Regions from separate parts of the Homo sapiens genome. Here region 1 is linked to region 2. Evidence: read pairs that join two places in POLR2A ChIA-PET (ENCODE). Cell type or tissue: HCT116. All regions are shown on one strand.

Region 1 (5,000 bases), 130 kb after region 2:
CCCAGGCCAGGCCATCGCATCCCCTGTGACTTGCACGTATACATCCAGATGGCCTGAAGTAACTGAAGATCCACAAAAGAAGTAAAAACAGCCTTAACTGATGACATTCCACCATTGTGATTTGTTCCTGCCCCACCCTAACTGATCAATGTACTTTGTAATCTCCCCCACCCTTAAGAAGGTACTTTGTAGTCTCCCCCACCCTTAAGAAGGTTCTTTGTAATTCTCCCCACCCTTGAGAATGTACTTTGTGAGATCCACCCCTGCCCACCAGAGAACAACCCCCTTTGACTAATTTTCCATTACCTTCCCAAATCCTATAAAATGGCCCCACCCCTATCTCCCTTCACTGACTCTCTTTTCTTACTCAGCCCGCCTGCACCCAGGTGAAATAAACAGCCATGTTGCTCACACAAAGCCTGTTTGGTGGTCTCTTCACACGGAGGTGCATGAAAGGGTGGACATCCTAACTTTCTACTGATTGCTCCATCTCCATTTCTCTTTCTAGAAATGGAGGCTTCCCAGAAAGTGTTAAGCTCACCTTTGCTCTGGTCTTGGAAGCCCCTTTCACTCCCAAATCACTGCACACAGCTCAAGTCCTAAACTTGCAACACTTTTCCTCTACTTCCCAAGTCAGTCCAGCCAGTGTCCTGGCCCATCTCTTGATAGACATCCAATTGCACCCCTGATTTTCCTGTTCAGTGGCTGACTTAGACACCCCAGGGCTAAATTCCCCCAGAAGCCAGAAGTTGTTTGTTCATTTAACAGAGTTTTGCACCCACCTAAGTATTATTAAGTGGGAAAGATCCATAAAAGCAATCAGTGATCAATGCTTCATATCAAGCACTGACCATTCTAAAAACTCATGGACTTCAAACTCTATCTAGTTCCCAGAGACATGTTCCTTTTGCTTGCTTTTCTCTCCTCTGAAAGGAAAGCCTGCGTTTTTGCTGAGACTGAACACTGCTCACGTGGTGAAAGCCTTCTTTTTGGTGATGCAGGATTCAACTCTGGTTCCTGGAAGACTCAAAACTCAGTGAGCCTGGAACTGACCCTAGGCTCTGCTTATCTCTCCTGCTTTGAGCAATTTAATTAGTAAATTAAGATAATACCATTGTTTTTCTAACCACAAATGGCTTTAAAAAGATCCATGTCGCTAATGGGTAGCTGAATCTCCCTCTAGCCACCTCCCCCACCCACGTCCTAATCTTCCCACCTCCCCCCTCCAAGGAGAACCATACTGTCTTGTCTTTGAGTGAAAGTGCCACATTTCCATGCAAATTGAGTGTCCAGAGTGAATGGGGTGGGGGCGGTGCCCGGACTTTCTCCATGGCTGAGTTGCTGGAGTATTTGCATAATAAAATGCGTTAACAGCTTGGAATTAATCATTGCTGTTACCCTGAATGGCCTAGGAACTATTTTCCAGGCCCTCTTCTGTGAAAACTATGGATGCCATTTGTAGGTAATGGAGCCTCTGCATATTTTTCTAATTATCACTACTACATTTTTCTCTGTCTCCAAAATATGCCCCCATCCTAGAATATCATAAACTGTTGTAGATAACTGGGAATTTCACATGATATGAAAATTCTCAAATGCTCAGTAATTTACACTACACATGCCTTTATGCATAAGGATGATGTTGGAATAGGATGAGCAAGGTTTGCACAATAGAGTGGACAGAGTAATGACTCTAGTTTGAGTCTTCTTCTATGGTTGATTTAGGGCTAAAACTTGGTTCCCTCTGCTGTAAAAAAGGGATGTGGTAGGTGGCCTTCTAAAATGGTCCCATTCTCAGCCGGGAGCATTGGTTTCACACCTCTAATCACAGCATTTTGGGAGGCAAAGGAGGTCAGGAGTTGGAGACCAGCCTGGCCAACATGGTGAAATCCCATCTCTACTAAAAATGCAAAAATTATCTGGGCATGGCGATGGGTGCCTATAATCCTAGCTAGTCGAGAGGCCAAGTCAGGAGAATTGCTTGAACCTGGAAGGCGGAGATTGCAGTGAGCCCAGATCCCACCACTATACTCTAGCCTGGGTGACAGAGCAAAACTGTGTCTCAAAATAAAATAAAATAGCCCCATTCTGGTATCCACACCCTTGTGTAATCCCCTCCCCTTGAATGTAGGCTGGACCTAATGGCTTGCTTTTAGCAAAAAGAATATGGCAAAAGTGATAAGATGTGAATTCCAAGGTCAGGTTACGAAAGTCTGATCAATCTCTCTCTCTCCCTTTTCCTCTCTCTCCCTCTCTGTCAGCTTGTTTAATGAAGCTAGCTTCAATGCTGTGAGCTGCTCTATAGACGCCCATGTAGGAGGAAACTCAAGGGGCCCCCAGCCACTAGCCATTGAGGAACTGAGGCCCTCAATCCAACAACCCACAAGGAACTGAATCCTGCCAACAACCACTGAGTGAGCCTGGAAGCGGATCCTGCCCAGCTGAAACTCGAGAAGATTGTAGCTCTGCTGCCCTGACCACTATTCTAACTGCACCCTTGAGAGAGACCCTCAGCCAGCTAATCTGTACCTGGATTCCTAACCTGGAGAAACTGAAATAGCAACGCATGTTGATGTAAGTGCTAAGTTTGGGAGTAATTTGTTATGTAACAATAAATAACTAATAATACTTATTATTTAGGCAATAAAACCATAGAAAATACTTCTCAGGGATGTTTTCTCCATAAGATAATCAGATTTTAAATCATCAAGTTCTATACAGATGTATATTATCATTTGTTTTCTACCCAGTAAATAGGTTCCTCTCCTAAACACTCCACTTGCTCCCTTTGACCAGCCAGAGGAAGTTCTGCCTTCCTCCAAATGACCCATCAATATATTTGTCTGGAGTTTTTATTTCTGTCACAATTCTGTTTCACCACTTGGGTTTGTTGTGCCTACGCTGTGGGCAGGACCACCTCACAGAAGACAATGGGTGGGCGATGGTGAGAAGTGAGTTGAGGGTGCAAAAGGATACTATATCACGGGACTCCCAAATCACTAAGCCAAAGAAAAAGGTCAAGCTGGGAACTGCTTAGGGCAAACCTGCCTCCCATTCTATTCCTCAAAAAGATAGCTACTAACATAAAAAAAGCTACATACCTCCCTCACAATTTGTCTACAAGGAAATTCCTTGTGGACAAATGACAGACAGATGTCAAAGTCATCCCTCTGCTCACTGAGATAAATGCATATCTGATTGCTTCCCTGGGAAAGGCTAATCAGACACTCAAAAGAATGCAACCATTTGTCTCTTCTGTACCTATGACCTGGAAACCCCCTTCCTGCTGCGAGTTGTCCCACCTTTCCAAACCAAGCCAATGTAAATCTTGCGTATATTGATTGATGTCTAACGTCTCCCTAAAATGTATAAAACCGAGCTGCGCCCCGACCATCTTGGGCACATGTCACTAAGACCTCCTGAGGCTGTGTCATGGGTGTGTTCTTAACCTTGGCAAAATAAACTTTCTAATGCAAGTCGAAACCACAGTGAGATACCATCTCACACCAGTTAGAATGGCGATCATTAAAAAGTCAGGAAACAACAGGTGCTGGAGAGGATGTGGAGAAATAGGAACACTTTTACACGGTTGGTGGGACCGTAAGCTAGATCAACCATTGTGGAAGTCAGTGTGGTGATTCCTCAGGGATCTAGAACTAGAAATGCCATTTGACCCAGCCATCCCATTACTGGGTATATACCCAAAGGATTATAAAACATGCTGCTATAAAGACACATGCACACGTATGTTTATTGTGGCACTATTCACAATAGCAAAGACTTGGAACCAACCCAAATGTCCAACAATGATAGACTGGATTAAGAAAATGTGGCACATATACACCATGGAATACTATGCAGCCGTAAAAAAGGATGAGTTCATGTCCTTTGTAGGGACATAGATGAAGCTGGAAACCATCATTCTCAGCAAACTATGGCAAGGACAAAAAACCAAACACCACATGTTCTCACTCATAGGTGGGAATTGAACAATGAGAACACATGGACGCAGGAAGGGGAACATCACACTCTGGGGCCTGTTGTGGGGTGGGGGGAGGGGGGAGGGATAGCATTGGGAGATATACCTGATGTTAAATGATGAGTTAATGGGTGCAGCACACCAACATGGCACATGTATACATATGTAACAAACCTGCACATTGTGCACATGAACCCTAAAACTTAAAGTATAATAAAAAAAATAAAAAAATAAACTTTCTAAATTAATTGAGACCTGTCTCAGATACTTTTTGGGTTACAAGGGTAAAGGAAGGCTGCCCCCCAAAACTATTCTTACCCAGCTTTTGTCACTGACAAACTCCTACCAGTATAATAGGGATAAGAATCATAATAACAACTACTACCAATTTTTGAGCAACTTCTTTGTGCCAGGAACTTTGCAAATATTCTTTCAGATCCTCACCACAACCCTGGGGAAAAAAATCCAGAGAGTTTAAACCACTTAGTCAATGGTAGGCAGTTAGCACATGTCAGAGCTGAGGTTAGAACAAAACTCCTCTCTCTTGTATTTGCTTATTTCTTATCTTCTAGGGCTGTGTGCCTAAACAAACTATTTTCAATAAAGTTAGAATTTATTGGTTTTGTATGCTTTTTATCCCACTTAACACATTAACATGAATATTTTTCCATGTCATTAAACTTTTTTTGAAAACACTATTTTTAAAGGCTGCATAATATTCCATTGTTGAGTGGATTTGCCCTTCCCTTATTTTTCCAGCCTTTAAGCTGTTTCCAGGTGATTTACTGTCATAAATTATGCTGTGATAAGCATCCTTGTACATGCATCTGTGATCGCATCTCCAATTATTTTCTTAGGCTAGAGCACTAGAGGAGGGACTGCCAGGTCAAGTTAGAAAACGCCTTTAAGTCTCCCGATGCCAGTTGCCAAATTGCTTTCCCGAAAGGTTGTACCAATTCATATTCCCAAGGAGATAAACACTTAACTTTGAAAGGAAAGGGTGTTTTAAAGTGTGAGATAA
Region 2 (5,000 bases):
TGACCCTTGCTCCTGGATCTGTTCTGGAAGGGCCCTAACCCTGCCCATCGCAGTCTCTCGGATTCTTCACAGCCAAGTAAACCTCCCTCTTCCTAATGCTGACAGCCTCTCAATAGCAGCGCCACCATGAGGTACGGTGCTCATAAATCTCTGCCTCTTATCCATCATTTGCTCCCTACTAGAAGGAAGGAAGAAAACGAAAGACGGAGAAAGGGGGATAGAAATCCTGACCCTGACCCATCGTCTTTTCAAAGAATGTTGGATGCAGAAGGCAGGTACCATAATTCTACTCTGGTCCAACCAGGAGCAGGGCTTCAGCCCTCTTAGCGTTGTGCTGGCCTGGTGGCCTCAGTATCATCAACTCACAGAATCTAATCTGGAATCTATGAGGCTGGATAAGGCTGGAGTAGACTCATGTTGGGAATTCACCTAAACTGGCAGCCCCAAAGTCTTCCCATTGGACTAGAAAGCAAGATAAAGCAAAGATTCTTTGTATTCGGGGAGTCCCAAATCCTTTAAGAATAGGATAAAAGTGAATACATTCATACATGCATTTTGCGTCCAGTTGCAAGAGGTGCATGAATCCTCCACAAATTCAAGGATCTCCAGTTAAGAAGCTCAGGCCCAGCTTTAGAGCTACCCTGTGCCATTCAGGAGTTTATGCCAGAGACAGCTAGATTCTCACCACACCTATTTTCTCTTCTGGGTTCACAGCTAAACCGGTCTCATGGAAAGTCCCCAGACACTCCCTTCCTCTCTGATGCCAAAGACTGAATGGATGATGGCACAGAGCTGGACTCCTGACAAGACTGGCAGACCCCCCAAAAGCTGACCTGGAGGCTCTGGGCCCCAACTGACCATCTGGAGTGGAGGCTGATTTCCCTTCAATGTGTCTGAGGCCTCGCTCACGTGTGTGGCAGATCCCCAAGAAAGCCACTCATGTGGCGGCTGCAGGTTAGATTTAATCCATTCCTAACAGGAGCTGGAATCTATAGTCTACAAGCCTGCCCTCCACAGTGCAGCAACCAGTCAAATCTTCCAGTGATGGGGCTGACTAATTTCCGGAGTACTAAGCATGTTCACCCCCGTGCCAGGGTCTGGAGACAAGGAGAGGAGCTTTCACAGTTCCTCACAGACTCTGTTAGGAGCTCATACAAGCCAATGCTCCTTCTCCACTCAGGTTCCTCTAGGAGGTCAGGAAGAGAGCAGGTAGCTAAGCCTACCCTTGCCTCTCTCCACCACCAGCCGTCATGCTCAGGGTGACCTCAGTAGCATAACAATAGTTGACATTACTGAACACTCACTCTATCCTGGGCTTTGTGCTGAGCTACTTGCATCCAGAACCTCATTTGGGCTTCTCATCACAACTCAGAAGAAGGTACTAGTCCCACCTGCCTTTTAACTTTGACCCAGAGAGGTTAATTACCTGTCCTCAGATCACACAGTTAGAAAGAGCACTCAGTGCTAATACTTCTAACTTGTCACGACTTTCCCAACTTCTCAAATCTCCTTACAAAGACAGACAGTCCTAGGTAGAATCACATCTGAAGGCTTCGCTAGTCATCACTTTGTTACCACCTGAGAAAAAGAAGAGGCCTCAAGGCAGCTACCATGGGCACCAGCTCAAGAAAAGGGCTCCTGGTTGCAAAGGCGGGAGACCAGGAGGCAGAGCTTGCCTTCCTTTCCCTTGGCTGAGACCTGGCCTGGCCCTGATGCTCAGAAGCACCTCCCAGCCACCTTGGCCTCTGCTGCCCTTCCCAGCAAGGCTACGACTCCACATGACCGAAATGGCTACAGCAGATTGGGCAGAGGGCTTGAGTGCTCAGCCTGGCTTAAGGACAAGCCTAGGCGGAGAAGAGCTCTGACTGGGCAGTCCTCCCAGCAACCCCACCCCACCCAGCAGCCCACCCTAACTATGGGGCAGGAAGCCTGGCCTAAGCCCAGAAGTCAGACTCCAAGTCATGCTGCTTCTCCCTGCCTTCCTGTCCTGTGGTAAAGGCTAAGAATCTCCAGTCTGTAAAACTGGTGGTGGCAGTGTGCAGTGGAGAGAGTCCAGCAACCTGCTCCCTGATTAAGGTGTTTGTTGAGTCAGGCATCCAGTTCCCGGCTAATCACATGAAGGGCATTTCCGCATCAACGCCAGGCACGCGGATCCCCGCGGAGCTTTGCGGGAGGCGGGGTTTAGCGTGGGGGCGGGACCTTGCGAGGGAGGCGGGGCTTGCGGGGGGCGTGGGCCTCTGACGCGGGATCAGAACCTCCCATAGCTGAGCCCTGCCTGTTTCCTGGCTTTGCCCAGATGCTTTAGGAACTTTTCGTCTTTAAATCCATTTCGCACGTTATTGCACATTCCTTTGTGCAATTTTTAAAAATCTATAATTTATGAAAGCTGTCATTCGATAGGGTCTTTACTCTCCCTGGCTGGAACTTCTTCTAAAGTACTTCTCAGTAGGCAGCGAATCACTCCCCTTTGATTACCATGTGATTAGTTTGTTCAACTGATGGCCTTTCTTCTCTAAGATACTCATTGTGTCTTCTGCCTCCTATGCAGTTCTTAAGAATTTAAATGAGCCGTTTTATTTCTTCCTCCAAGCCGGAATCTGCACACCCGGCCCCACCCTTCGGCCTCCCCTTTTAGTGAACCTAAAAAACAGCGGCACCGTTTCCGAGGGCCTCCTCTAACGGGGAATTTTATGTTGTTTCTGACATTGTTTGTTGTGCTTCCCACAAGACCGAATGCTGCCAAAGATTGAGAGACAGTGACATAAATGTCAGGGAAACGCCTCGGCAGTGTCAAGCCTAATTAGACGCTTGCACTTGGGGGACAACTACAGATACCATAAAACTCAGAGCTCGCCCTCTCTCTGCTCATGCCTGGAGTCTGGCAGATGGGGCAGGGCAAAAGAGAAGGCCCGGGAACAGGATGAAAGGGGATGGAGAACAGTTTCACTGGGATGCGGAATTTGATTTTGATGCATCCTCTTGTTCCTTTTAGGTCACTCTTGTCCTGGAAGCGCCCACAGGCAAAGCCATTTTATGCATCAGGCGCTGTAGGCACAGTGCCTAGGGGATGTGGGGTTGTCAAGGGCCAAAACAAGTTTGAGATGAAAAAAAAAAGGGCTCTAAATTACAAAACAGAAACTGTGAAATCAAAATAATAATTGAAGTGATAATTAACAAAGCAAATTATAAAAATTATTTTACAGCAGAAATATCTGCATGCACACCCACATATAGGGCGAAATGTAAATGCGTTTTAAAAATTAATATAATATGAGATTAGGATTTCAAAAGTAAGAGTGCGTTTGGCCCTAAAATGGCTCTATCTACTGATTCAAAACACATTTCCATGTGCCTGGGTGAGTCAATTACACATAAATTGCATCACTAATATTCAGGTTCTTCAGCACCAGTGTACCATGCCAGGTACACCGGGGGAACAAGGGAAATTACCCTCACAGCTATGAGAATCTATTTGAGAAGATATAACTAAGTTATGAAGAACAATTCACTTATTCATTTATTCAGTAAATATTTGAGCAGCTGTTACGTGCAACATTCCTGATACTGAGAATAAAACAATAAACAAAAGATATAAAAATCTCTGCCCTCTTAGAGCTTACAAGTCCGGTGAACAATGGTATAATAAAGTACTACGTTCAACATAAGTACCAATGATTTACAGAATGCTGAGTGTGATGGCGCAGCCCACATGATCAAGGACAACTCGATGCTGGCGGGAGTGTGAGTAGGTCTGGTCACTCGGTCACCCACTCTGCAGCTTGTGCTCCTCCACCCATGTGTACAGAGAAGCAAAAGGTCTGTTTTTGCCCACAGGAAGATAATATATACATGGATGAAATAATGTGTGTGAAAAGGCACGTTGTAAACTCTCAAGTGCAATGTGAATTATATGTCGTCTTATGTATGTGACACACTCTGTTTATGCACCTGAGTGGAGATACTAGAGTCATTGTGGAGAAATACACGTTCAATCATTTTCTACTCTCAATTTTTGCACAGATATTTTTCTGCTAAGTTGAGCCAGCTTGTACATAAATATCCCAAATCCTCTTTGGTCATACTTTGGAATCCCACTGAGGTACTGAGAACAGTAGCCACCTCAAAACAGCATCAGAGAAAGACAAAACCACCTGAGACTTTATCCAAAGGGACTCTCATTGCTAAAAGGGGAGAGTTTGGGATGGGAGAAGAGTTTACCTATCAAGGGCATCCAAAGTCTGGATTCCAAGGTGCGATCCAAAGCCTGGATTCCCTAAAACCATGTGGTACAGCTCAGTATATTTTGGCAAAACAGAGTCCATTTCCTTTAGTCATATAGCAAGTTTACACTGTTTCAAAGAGTGTGAGCATCATGTTAATTTATGGTTCAAAATGCATCCATGATGTAACTAAAATAATTATTATTAATCCCATTTCGCGATGTGGAAAGTGAGACAAAGCAGGCTTAAGAGAGATGCCCAAAGTCATGCTGACTGGCCATCATAAAGGAGTTCCATTTTCTTGGCATACTGCAGGATTCCTTTCACCATGTCTCTCGCTAAGGCCCTAGTGCCAAGAGCTGCCAGAGACCTCCTCCTTAGGAGATCAGCAAGCCTAGGGTTGACCTCCTCTGAGATGACCAGAATTGTTTGATGAGTAAACACACACCATTTATTTGCCCATCAGACTTTTCCTGTAACATGCACTTGTCTAATTGCCCAAGAAATTCTTCCCTAGACCCTCCCTTCTGTCCCCCAAAATACACACCTAAAATACAAACACACCCACGCACATAACAATGTGGATCCATTCAAAATCCATTTCTCAAGTGCTTACCTTCTAAGGCTGCCAGACTTAGTAAATAAAAATATAAGATACCTAGTTAAATTTGAATTTCGTGTAAACAACAAAAAATTGTTTGGCATAAGTATATCCCAGGCAATATTTGGGAAATACTTACACTGAAATAAGACTTCATTATTTATTGCATTGCACTAAAC

What was found. Peaks named below come from ENCODE experiments on the same cell type or tissue, not always from the same donor. Only the 100,000 strongest peaks of a DNase experiment are listed, where the experiment ranks them.
Region 1: POLR2A ChIA-PET joins it to region 2 with 8 read pairs; 2 of 35 experiments call an interaction of 5 or more read pairs at or near these places.

The regions. Positions count from the first base shown.
Region 1 is chr2:60,422,031-60,427,030 of GRCh38, forward strand. All of the region lies in intron 2 of LOC124906010, which reads right to left. Among named protein-coding and RNA genes, the nearest start is that of MIR4432HG, 33 kb to the left of the region's middle. In HCT116, no CTCF peak of the experiment used is centred here; no DNase peak of the experiment used is centred here.
Region 2 is chr2:60,295,697-60,300,696 of GRCh38, forward strand. No RefSeq gene overlaps it. Among named protein-coding and RNA genes, the nearest start is that of MIR4432, 89 kb to the right of the region's middle. RefSeq lists an enhancer at 1,752-2,282. In HCT116, a CTCF peak has its summit at 126; a DNase peak (open chromatin) is centred at 2,175.